Linked DNA regions of Homo sapiens: region 1 is linked to region 2. Evidence: chromatin contacts called from ENCODE Hi-C or POLR2A ChIA-PET data. All regions are on one chromosome and are shown on one strand. Each heading gives the region's core, a stretch centred on a gene start or an enhancer-like site at or near the end of the contact. The rest is flanking DNA. Distances are from core to core; before and after follow the strand shown. Region 1 holds the start of TIMM23 (translocase of inner mitochondrial membrane 23). Region 2 overlaps MARCHF8 (membrane associated ring-CH-type finger 8).

Evidence for each region. Hi-C counts contacts between places; a loop is a spot of excess contacts on that map. ChIA-PET counts read pairs that join two places held with the same protein, here RNA polymerase II (POLR2A). Pooled maps may share reads with other maps.
Region 1: a loop to region 2 is called in a map with no recorded cell type, with 7 times the contacts of the local background. The contact joins the promoter of TIMM23 here to the enhancer-like site in region 2. A Hi-C loop is called at or near these places in 4 of 37 single-sample maps with no recorded cell type and 9 of 50 pooled maps. POLR2A ChIA-PET finds 5 or more read pairs at or near these places in 1 of 52 experiments (PC-9).

The regions. Positions count from the first base shown.
Region 1 is chr10:45,970,889-45,976,364 of GRCh38, reverse strand. It overlaps TIMM23 (translocase of inner mitochondrial membrane 23), which reads right to left and starts at 3,876. Exons shown (of 7, transcript NM_006327.4): 1 at 3,635-3,876; 2 at 853-911. The coding sequence starts at 3,740. It also overlaps the pseudogene PARGP1-AGAP4 and the pseudogene PARGP1. RefSeq lists enhancers at 4,056-4,185, 3,702-4,392.
Region 2 is chr10:45,457,957-45,463,151 of GRCh38, reverse strand. MARCHF8 (membrane associated ring-CH-type finger 8) reads left to right here. Exons shown (of 8, transcript NM_001282866.2): 5 at 1; 6 at 1,741-1,921; 7 at 3,885-4,032; 8 at 4,609-5,195. The coding sequence ends at 4,913. Among named protein-coding and RNA genes, the nearest start is that of MARCHF8, 75 kb to the left of the region's middle. Within about 2 kb of position 2,496, at least 6 of the 41 ENCODE cell types and tissues checked have a DNase peak (open chromatin) inside an H3K27ac peak, as active enhancers do.

The DNA.
Region 1 (5,476 bases), core at 2,627-5,126, 510 kb before region 2:
TGCTGGGATTACAGGTGTGAATCACTGCGCCCAGCCTAGTTTGTTTTTATAATCATTAAAGGGGGTGTTGGATGTTGTCAAATGATTTTTGTGAATCTATTGAGATAAGCATGTGGTCTTTGTACTATATTCTTTCCTTGATTGCTTTATTATAAATTGATATGGCACAATACATTAATTTTCAGATGTTAAATCAACCTTGCTTTTCTAATATACCCAAGATATATTTCCTAATATATCTTGGATTCAAAAAGATACTCTTTGAAACTTTTGATGCTTAGTCAAAAAAACCCTGATATTGTAAACTGAGCTTTAAAACACACTTTGCCTGTAATCCCAGCACTTTGGGAGCCTGGCCAACATGGTGAAACCCCGTCTCTATTGAAAACACAAGAATTAGCCAGGCGTGGTGGTGGGCGCCTGTAGTCCCAGCTACTTGGGAGGCTGAGGCAGGAGGATGGCCTGAATTTGGGAGGCTGAGGTTGCAGTGAGCAGAGATCGCGCTACTGCACTCCAGCCTGGAGGACAAAAGCAAAACTCTGGCTCAAAAACAAACAAACAAACAAACAAAAAACCCCACACACTTTGTAACTAGGCATCCCAATACTTTTATTGGGGTGCTTTCAAAAATTAATTCTGCTCTGGTTTTAAAAAATAAGCTTTTGAAGGGAGTTAACTGGTTTCAGAGAGATGCAGGCCAAGCTCCTGGTGTTTGTGAGGAAAAAAGGGTGAATGGAGACCAGAGACTTACTGCCTCCAAAAGTGTATGTCATAGTTCAAGTCAGCATAGCACTTGGCGTTTTTTTTAAAATGGTAAAATAATGCACCAAACTAGTAAAATCTTAATCTTACCTGCACGAGGTATCGTGGATCCACATTTAAATAAGGAGACAGAGGGTTCATACCAGTTACTAGAGAGAAAACAAAATGTCACATTGCAACAAAATTCTTTAAGTTAATCCAGTTAGAGTTAATCCAGCTCCTGACTGTTACATGTGTTTGCAATTTTTATAGGCTCACTGAAGGCGGAAAATTTTTTCCCATTTTATCCTCCCTATCTGTCAGTTTGGGGGCTGACTCATCCTGAGACCCTCAATCCCAAACCAGGTCTTCCACTGGTGGCTCAGGCTTTTACACCAATAAGATAATTGCAGTGTCATAGATCTGATTTTTGAACTTACAGGAAGTGTAGTCCAGGCCATTTACAAAGCTAATTTCTTTCACTTTACTCCAAGAATGCTTGGTGACTATGTAAATTACAAAATAAGACTGAAAAAAGACTAATCAATTCCATGGGAAAAACAGTGGTTGGGTTGGGTTTTCTGACTGTGTACATGTTGTATCTAACTATTTCAAGGCAGTTCCTTCACATATTACTATTAACGATTGATTTACTGTGGCAAGGTTGAGAATCCTTGGGTCATTACCACAGGTATGTGGGTCTGTGCAAAAGAAAACACAAACTTTGAGAGGGCCAGACCTGAATTCACTAACATTGAAAACAGTAAAACCTATCATCTTTGGATCCTTCTGTATCTCAGCAGTTATTTACAAACCTATGCATCACCCATGCCTCTATCTTTTCATCAATTAGGAGTCCTGCTTGTTCTATTTTTAATATCTATTTTGAATTGTGTTACTTATCTTCTCTATTGCTACCATCCTAGTCCAACCATCATATCTCACAGCAACAATTTCCTAACTCCTTGCTTTCTCTTACCCCTTCAATTCACTGTCTACATAGCAACTACAGTGATTTGTCTTAAGAAAATCGAAACTCCTTACCATAACTTACAAAATCCTACATTAGCTGTCATTCCCTACCTCTCTGATTTCACAAACTTCAATGGATCCAACTCCCTTGTAACTACGAAGACAGACTGGCCTAAGAGCTGTTCCTTAAACCTGCCAAATTTGTTTTGTTTCAGGACATTTGCACTAGCTATTTTCCTGGATACTTGCCTCCCAAGCATTTGTACTGTATTTGGGTCACAGCTCAAATGTCAACTCCCTTGAGATGTTTTCCCTAACCGGCTCTAAAATGGCATCCTGCTTCCATCACAATCTCAAGACTCTGCTTTATTCCCTTTACAGCACTTATCACTAACGGCAATGTTTTAATTTATGTTTGTTGGTTTACCTCAGTATTATGTAAGCTCTGTGAGCGCAAGAGTCCTCTTTTCAAAAAAAAACAAAAAAAACCCCCACAAAAACCACTATAGTCCTGCCCCCAGAAAAGTAGCTAGCACACTGTAAAAGCTCAGTAAATGGTGTTCATTCCCTGGTCCCCCAATTTACCTTCAAATCTTAATCAAATTAATTTAACAATATTGTCACATTAAGGAAGTGTATATGCCCTTTGTGCTCTGAAACTCAGAGATACTAAGATTAATATGAAACTGTGTTCTAAACAGGTAAAGTAGTAGCTCAGGCCTAGGAATCCCAGCATTTTGGGAGGCCGAGACAGGAGGATGGCCTGAGTTCGAGAGTTTGAGACCAGCTTGGACAACACAGGGAGACCCCATCTCCACAATAAGTCAAAAAAAAAAAAAAATTAGCCAGGCGTGGTGGTACGTACCTAGAGTCCCAGCTACTTAGGAGGCTTAGAGGGGAGGATTGTTTGAGCTCAGGAGTGCGAGGCTTCAGTGAACTATAATCATGCCACCGCACCCCAATATGGGTGACAGAACGAGGTCCTGACTCTAAAAACAAACAAACAAAAAAACGAAACAAAACACCATGTGTTGTAGATTCAGTTTTTTGACAAAGGTGACACCAGGGAAATGAAAGGTCTTTTATATTTTTTTGCACTACAGTCTGAACATATTTCGTTGTTGTTGTTCCTTAGTATAAAATACCTAGAGAAATATTACAAGGATTCTCTAAAAAGAAAGTACTTTCGTAAAGGCTTTATCCACGACCAACTGCCTATCTTTAGGTCCAAGTTGTATTTATCTAGTTGAACAACCACAGTTACAAAGTACCAAAGTTCTGGAAAACATTTTCACAAGACCGAGGAGAGGCAAAGGCAAGATATTTATGCCTCTGTATACCTTGATGTTGCCTATTTCCGTTTCTATAATTCTTACCTGGCTTCTTTCTTCATGTCTATATATCACCTTTAAAGTTCAGCTTACTTCCTAGCTCCTAAAGAAGGTTTCCTAGCCTGTCCCAAGTCATTTATTTCTCACTTACAAACAATATTACTGAATATTCTGCCCTGACGGCTACTTGGAGGCTCAGAATATGTCGCTGTGTACTAAAAAGTTAACTACGGGCTTGCTATTTGGAATACATTTACTCCCAAAGCTCGGCTCTACTCTTAATCAAGGGTCAATCACACGGCCCACCACACACAAAACGTAGGAGGCTTGGATATAAACCTAAGAAAACATGCATCATCTCGCGAGTCCAGGTCAATCACGGACAGCTTCCCCAGGAGATCCGTGGCCCTTTTTTAGGCCTTTCTATCTTGAAAGAGCAGCCATGCAGATACACTAACCCCACCACTGGTACTTAAGCTTGTAAATGCCAGCAAGGAAAAAAAAAACAACAACATAAAACATGGGACGCGCAACTTAGTGTAGACGCAAAAACCAGTCAGAAATAATCGCAAGCTAGGCCCCATACTTACGCGGGACGCCAGCCAAATCCGCGTGCGAGTAACCTGCTCCGCCGGCTCCGAAAAAGCCGGCCAATCCCCCTGTGGTTTTGTTGCCGCTTCCCCCGCCTCCTTCCATGGTATCGCAGCAAACCGAGTGGTTCCCGCCGCTGCCTCAAGCCTGGGTGGTCCGCTGGGCCGTTACTCCTCAATAACAGCGGGTAACCCCGCGTTGCCAGCGCCTACTTCACACGCTGACCTTCCGGGCGCCGGTTCCCGTTAAGCGCCACACTTCCGCTTTGCGGCAATGTGCGCCCCGGAAGCTGGAAGCGCCTGACGGCAGCTTTCCGGTGGTGGGAAAGTGAACGAATCCCGAATCAAAGCGGCGCATTGAGGCAGGTGGGGTGCCAGTGGAAGAGAGAAAGCAGGCGAGTGTTTACGGCCTGACTTGGGAGGCCGGCGGATCAGCAATTGCAGAAGCAGGCAGCGGCAGAGAGGGAATGGTGCAGGCAGGCGCTGAGAAGGACGCGCAGTCCATCTCTCTCAGGTTAGTGAAATGAGGCTCTCCGCCCGGGGCCGGCCCGGGGACAGTGCGCTGCTGGTCCCAGCATGAATGCGGGCCCCGGCTGTGAACCCTGCACCAAGCGACCCCGCTGGGGCGCCGCTACAACTTCGCCGGCTGCTTCGGACGCCCGGAGCTTTCCGAGCAGGCAGAGGCGCGTCCTCGACCCCAAGGACGCTCACGTGCAGTTCAGGGTCCCACCGTCCTCGCCAGCCTGCGTCCCAGGGCAGGCGGGACAGCACAGAGGCAGCGCCACCTCGCTTGGTACGTGGGAAAATAAAAATCTTTGTCCTTCGCCTCGGCCCGAACCTTCTGGTCTCAGGGACTCCAGTCACTCCTTTCTGGTCTTGTGTGCATCATCACTCTGAGGTCCACTTGCTGAGCTACCAAAGCCACTAGTGGGTGAATGGGGCCGCATTTTTCCCAGTGCGATTGATGTGAGAAACTCTGATGAGCAGTCACTCACAGGGCGGAAAATGGCAGGAGACTCCACCACCTGTTTGCTTCTTCAGGTTTGATTGAGAAATTGCCTTAGTCGTCAAGGAGATCTAATTGTGTATGTAAAACAGTAGGGCGCTTCAGCCTCTAGATAGGAAGAAAACAACTTCACTTGTGCAGATTCTGGGTCCCAGGGTGCAGAGCTATTAGTCTAAGCTGGCATTGTACCCGTCCCTGGTATACAGTGTTGAATGAGAGAAACTTGGCCTCTGCCTTCATACCTTAAAATCTATCTGGAGAGATAGACGATAGCAAAAGTTAATATAATAAAAGGTAATGGATGTTCTGATAGATGAAAGACAGATTGTTTTACCTAACTGAATTTATGGAATCGAAAATAGTCCTCCAGAAGATGAGATGCTTATTCTGAGGACTGTAGAATGAGTAGGAGTTAGATGAAGAGGAAGTAAGAAGTGTTTCAGGAGTGCAATGGAGGCCGGGCGCGGTGGTTTTGCCTGTAATCCCTGCGCTTTGGAAGGCCGGGGCGGGTGGATCACCTGAGGTCAGGAGCTCAAGACCAGCCTTACCAATATGGTGAAACCCCGTCTCTGCTAAAAACACAAAAAATTAGCCTAGCGTGGTGGCGGGCAACTGTAATCCCAGCTACTCCGGAGGCTGAGGCAGGTGAGGCAGGAGAATCACTGGCATCCGGGAGGCGGAGGTTGCAGTGAGCCGAGAGGGCACCATTGCACTCCAGCCTGGGCAACAAGAGCGAAACTCCGCCTCAAACAAAACAAAACAAAACAAAACAAAAACAGGAGTGCAATTGATATATAGAGTGAACGCAAGAGAGTGTGAGAGATGAGGCTGCAGGG
Region 2 (5,195 bases), core at 1,247-3,746:
GGTTGGTTTGCCAGGAAGTGCCATTCTAGCCATCTCTGCTCGCATCAGGAACCTCCTCTTGCTTTAGTATGTGAAGTTTCAGGAAAATGAAGTAATAGGAAGTTGTAACCAGTTGTGGGTTGATGGTTTTCTCCAGAAGAATGGAGTATCAATATCGTTTGAAAAACTTAATTTTTATGATGTGAGTCCCAAGATAGTTTTACAAATGATAAAAGAGGAAGAAGCTGGCTGGGCGCAGTGGCTCACGCCTGTAATCCCAGCACTTTGGGAGGCTGAGGCGGGTGGATCACCTGAGGTCAGGAGTTTGAGACCAGCTTGGCCAACGTGGCGAAACCCCGTCTCTACTAAAAATACAAAAATTAGCCGGGCGTGGTGGCGGGCGCCTGTAATCCCAGCTACTCAGGAGGCTGAGGCAGGAGAATTGCTTGAACCCGGGAGGCGGAGGTTGCAGTGAGCCAAGATTGCGCCATTGCACTCCAGCCTGGGCAACAAGAGTGAAACTCTGTCTAAAAAAAAACAAAACAAAACAAAAAAAAAAAGAGGAAGAAGCTACACATATTAAAGGCCAAGCTGACTCTTCTAAACTAAAAATAAGTAGACTTTGCATAAAGAAACTGGAAGAAAGAAACTAGTATCTTCAGTTTTCCAGCCTGATGGTCCAGATTTTAAGCATTGTTGCATCTCCCAGCCTCTTTTTTAACCCTTGCTCCCTACCTACCCCCAAAAGGTGTGTGGGGACTGGCTGTTCTCCAGTAGCTCCTTCCTTCCTTCTTTTTAACTGAGGTGTAGCCACCTATGTCCCATCCTAACTCTGTTTCCCCCCTTTATCTTCCCTTGTGCAGCATCCTTGTCTGGCCTCCATAATTCACTTTTTGTCATGACTCTTGTGCCCTCCTCATTCTGACCTTTCTCCAGTCTCCGCTCCTTAGTGCCAGCTGTCATCATTTCTAACATTTGGATCAGAGATCCCCTCACTAAAACAGCCTGAGAGCCTGGCTCCTTCCAGGACGAGTGCCCCAACCTGTTCTCTAGCTGCTGGAAAAGACCCCTCTGTTTCTTAAAAGCCTGTTAAGTTCCTTCAGGCTAGTAGCTACACCTTGTTGCATACTTCCTTGGAAATAGAGAGTGCTTTCAAATTAATTTCTCACTTATTGCTATTAGTGGTCCCAAGAAAAAGAGATGAAATTGCAGCATCTTGTAATGGTGAGTTTTTTAGGTCTAGGAGAGAGGTACTGTCATCTTTGTTTACTTGCTGAGAGACGACAGAAATGTGTAGTTGTGGGGTATGAAGGTAAAGTCAGTGATTATAGCTAAAAAGCAAACGTCATTTAAGGTCACTGGTATTTTTGGATGTTGGAATGCAGGTTTTGTTTTACATAGAAATTTTCCCTCTAATTATTTTACCATCTTATGTTCTGGAAAATGATTCCATGTTGCTTTAAATTCATCTTTCAGTGAAGTTCTTATTTCTTACCAAAAAATGACAGCTTTGTCATTTCTTACATCGTTTTTTCCTTTCTGTTGCCAAATGCCCTCCAGACTTTCCATGTTGGTGCGGTAAGCTAGACATTTTTAGTTTGTAGTGATTGTTTTCGTTTGTGTTTGTATGTTTTTGTGCCCATAGTCACTTCTGTAATGTTCGTTTCTGAGTTTCCTTTGGGGGGATTAACCTGCCACTGAAGTGTCAGCTTCCCTGTCATGGGACTGTCCTTGGAATGACAGGTTTTCCTTCCACCATAGGATCTGCCACTGTGAAGGAGATGATGAGAGCCCCCTGATCACCCCCTGCCACTGCACAGGAAGCCTCCACTTCGTGCACCAGGCCTGCCTGCAGCAGTGGATCAAGAGCTCCGACACGCGCTGCTGCGAGCTCTGCAAGTATGAGTTCATCATGGAGACCAAGCTGAAGCCACTGAGAAAAGTACGTGGGAGGAAGGGATGCTTCACCCTTCCTGAAACCAGTGACCCCCAGAAAGCTGGTGTCTCAGATCATGAGGTCATGGCTTGCCTGCGTTCATTTCCTTAAAAAGCTGGGGCTGGTGCTTACATTTGCATTGTAGAGATTGTTGTTTCTGGTGCTGATTTTCAAGTCCCTCTTCTCAGGAAGAAGCTCTTTCTGACCATTCATAATCCTTCTTTTCCCTTCAAAGTAAGACTGCTTGCTTGTCGGTGTCAGTCCTCTGGCCTTTGACTACAGACTGTTTGTGACATATCTTAGCACCTAATTTTATACATATTAACTGTTGACGTCCTGCTTCTCTGATTAGGACTGTCTGTTGGAGATTAGTATCTCCCCAGCACCCAGCACAGTGTAGCATACAGTAAATTTATTTGTATACACCCATGATAACTATTTGCTGGATGGGAGTGTGAGTAGGTGGATAGGGAAAAGAAAGGAAGCACAAACGTTGCGTGATGTGCAACTGTCTTCAGAAAGGACCCACAGGCATTGCATGACACGCAGCTGTCTGGAGGCCCATGTCACTGCTCCCTCTGAGAGGAGCTTTGTCCGCCACACTGGCTTCCTGTTTAAATTTTGACTGTTTCATATATCTCTCTAGATGCCCAGCACAAAAGGTTTTGTCTGGAAGAATAAAAAACTGTTCCTATCTCAGAACATTAATATATAAATTGCAAGATAAGTCACATAATCAAATACTAGCCAATTAAATGCTAAATGGTGTGCTGGTAGAGCATAACAGTCATTCAGAAAAGGAAATGCTCATTATGAGCTAGAGTGCTGGGGAAGTGGAGCGATGGTAGCCTCATAGGGTGTTTGGGTTTTAGAGCAGTTCTTGAAGGATCACTAGGATTTGGAGGCAGAGTGCAAGGAGTTTAGAGAGGTCAGGCTGTCTGTGGAGTAAAGCATACCCTAGAAAGGTGAAGGTGAACATTGACAGGGTGTCAAGCTACGTGCGTTGTAGGAAGTAGCAGGGAGCATGGGGCACTGAGGCACTGACTCTGTATTATAGGTAGGAAGACCAGGGAACTTGCTAGTGTATAAAATCCCAGCAGAAAACAACCAGATTTAGAGAAGGCTTGTGCAAACTGCTTAAAAAAATGTTTTGCCCAGTAGAAACCTTGTAATTTATTGGGTGCCTACTCTATGCTAATCTCTCAACATGGGAAGTCCTTGAGGCTCTATTTTCAACTACCCTGCATAGACTCATCTGGAAAGAGGCTGTGACTAGGGTTGGCAAAGGATATGTGCAGAGTGTTTACACATTGTTCTTTCTCTCTACCTTTATGTGTTTTCTCCTGATTCGGAAACCAGTAAATGAAAAAGAAAGTCTGGCTATTTGGAGTAAATTAATGAGCTCCTAGAGGAGATGGGACTAGCAGAGTCTGCTTGTACCAGGAACTCTTAGCGTCGATTTCGAGCTGTTGCTGCCAAAGTAGCAAGGACCAAAGAGTGAGCGTCTTCTGCCATTCACCTTCACAATGTAGTGTGACCCATCTGCTAGTGTGTTGTGGCATCATCAACCCTCTTCTTCCGCTCGTCCATGCCAGTCAGCACATCAGGGAGACTTAAAACGTAGTACCTGGGTCCTGGGCCAACATACTGTTTTCATTAGGACTGAAATCATAGAATTCTTTATCAGGCCATCTTATGTCTGCTTGCAAGAATAAGCAGACAAGGGGATTTTTGATGGTAGTTCTGCATTCATCTTGATCCTGGCTTCTTTTCATTGCATAGAAAGTTGGCTGCACCTGGTACCTGGTTGAAGCCAAGTGGTTTTAGGAGAACAATACTTGGGGGAATGCATCTAGTTTGGGAAGGGAGAAGTGGGGTGGAAAGCCAATCTTACCTACCTACAATGCTCTCACCCCACCGGAGCCCTTCCCCAGAAGCCTGAGCCTCACACTCTGTGTTGTCTTTCTAGTGGGAGAAGTTGCAGATGACGTCCAGCGAGCGCAGGAAGATCATGTGCTCAGTGACATTCCACGTCATTGCCATCACATGTGTGGTCTGGTCCTTGTATGTGCTCATTGACCGTACTGCTGAGGAGATCAAGCAGGGGCAGGCAACAGGTGAGTTCTCAGGCTGGAGCAAGCTCAGCATGGGGGCCGGGATAGCTCACAGGAGTCCTGGGGTCAGAGGATTTTCCAGTTAGCCAAAAACGTCTGGGTTTCCGGAGGAGGGACATCAGTTAGGAGGCACTAGCCTCCTTTTTGGCATTTCTTTTGCTGTGGTGGTAGTTTTTGAAACCCAGTCAGGAGAGTTCATATTCTGGAGCATGAGAATCTCCGCAAACTACATCCTATAAAAGCAGGAAGTAGCTGGACACTGTCTTCCACTCTTCTTTGACTGAGCAACATTGGATGAGTTGTGAATCCATTGGTCAGTGGTGCAGGCTTGTGGTCCCCAGATACTTGAGGCTGAGGGATGGAGGATTGCTGAGGCTCAGGAGTTCAAGGCTGTAGTGTGCCATGATCACACCTGTGAATAGCCACTGCACTCCAGCCTGGGCAACATAGCAAGACTCCATCTCTTAAAAAACAACAACAACAACAAAGAATCAGTTGATTATGGGAAGTTCAGAAGTTGTGTTTTTCTTTACTTCATATCTTAAATAAAATCTAATAGGCTGAGTTTTTCCCTTCCAGGAATCCTAGAATGGCCCTTTTGGACTAAATTGGTGGTTGTGGCCATCGGCTTCACCGGAGGACTTCTTTTTATGTATGTTCAGTGTAAAGTGTATGTGCAATTGTGGAAGAGACTCAAGGCCTATAATAGAGTGATCTATGTTCAAAACTGTCCAGAAACAAGCAAAAAGAATATTTTTGAAAAATCTCCACTAACAGAGCCCAACTTTGAAAATAAACATGGATATGGAATCTGTCATTCCGACACAAACTCTTCTTGTTGCACAGAGCCTGAAGACACTGGAGCAGAAATCATTCACGTCTGATTGTGTGCGGGTTGTCATTTTCCTGGACATCCATGAAGAGCTGAAGGAAATTGTTTACTGCCAATTGTATACCTTTCTTATGTCCTTTAATAGCATAGACTGGACAGGTGACTATTTATAGTGGCTTCTCTTTTTCTAAACCCTCCTTAGTCTCCTAGAAAACCTTCCTGTGGGCCAGGCATGCCTGGGTCCTGCCTCTGCCTGGCAGCTCTGTGGGAAAGTGGAAGACCCCATGATGACATCATGGGGAGCCAGCAGAGTTCCTGCCCATGGTCTTGAGCT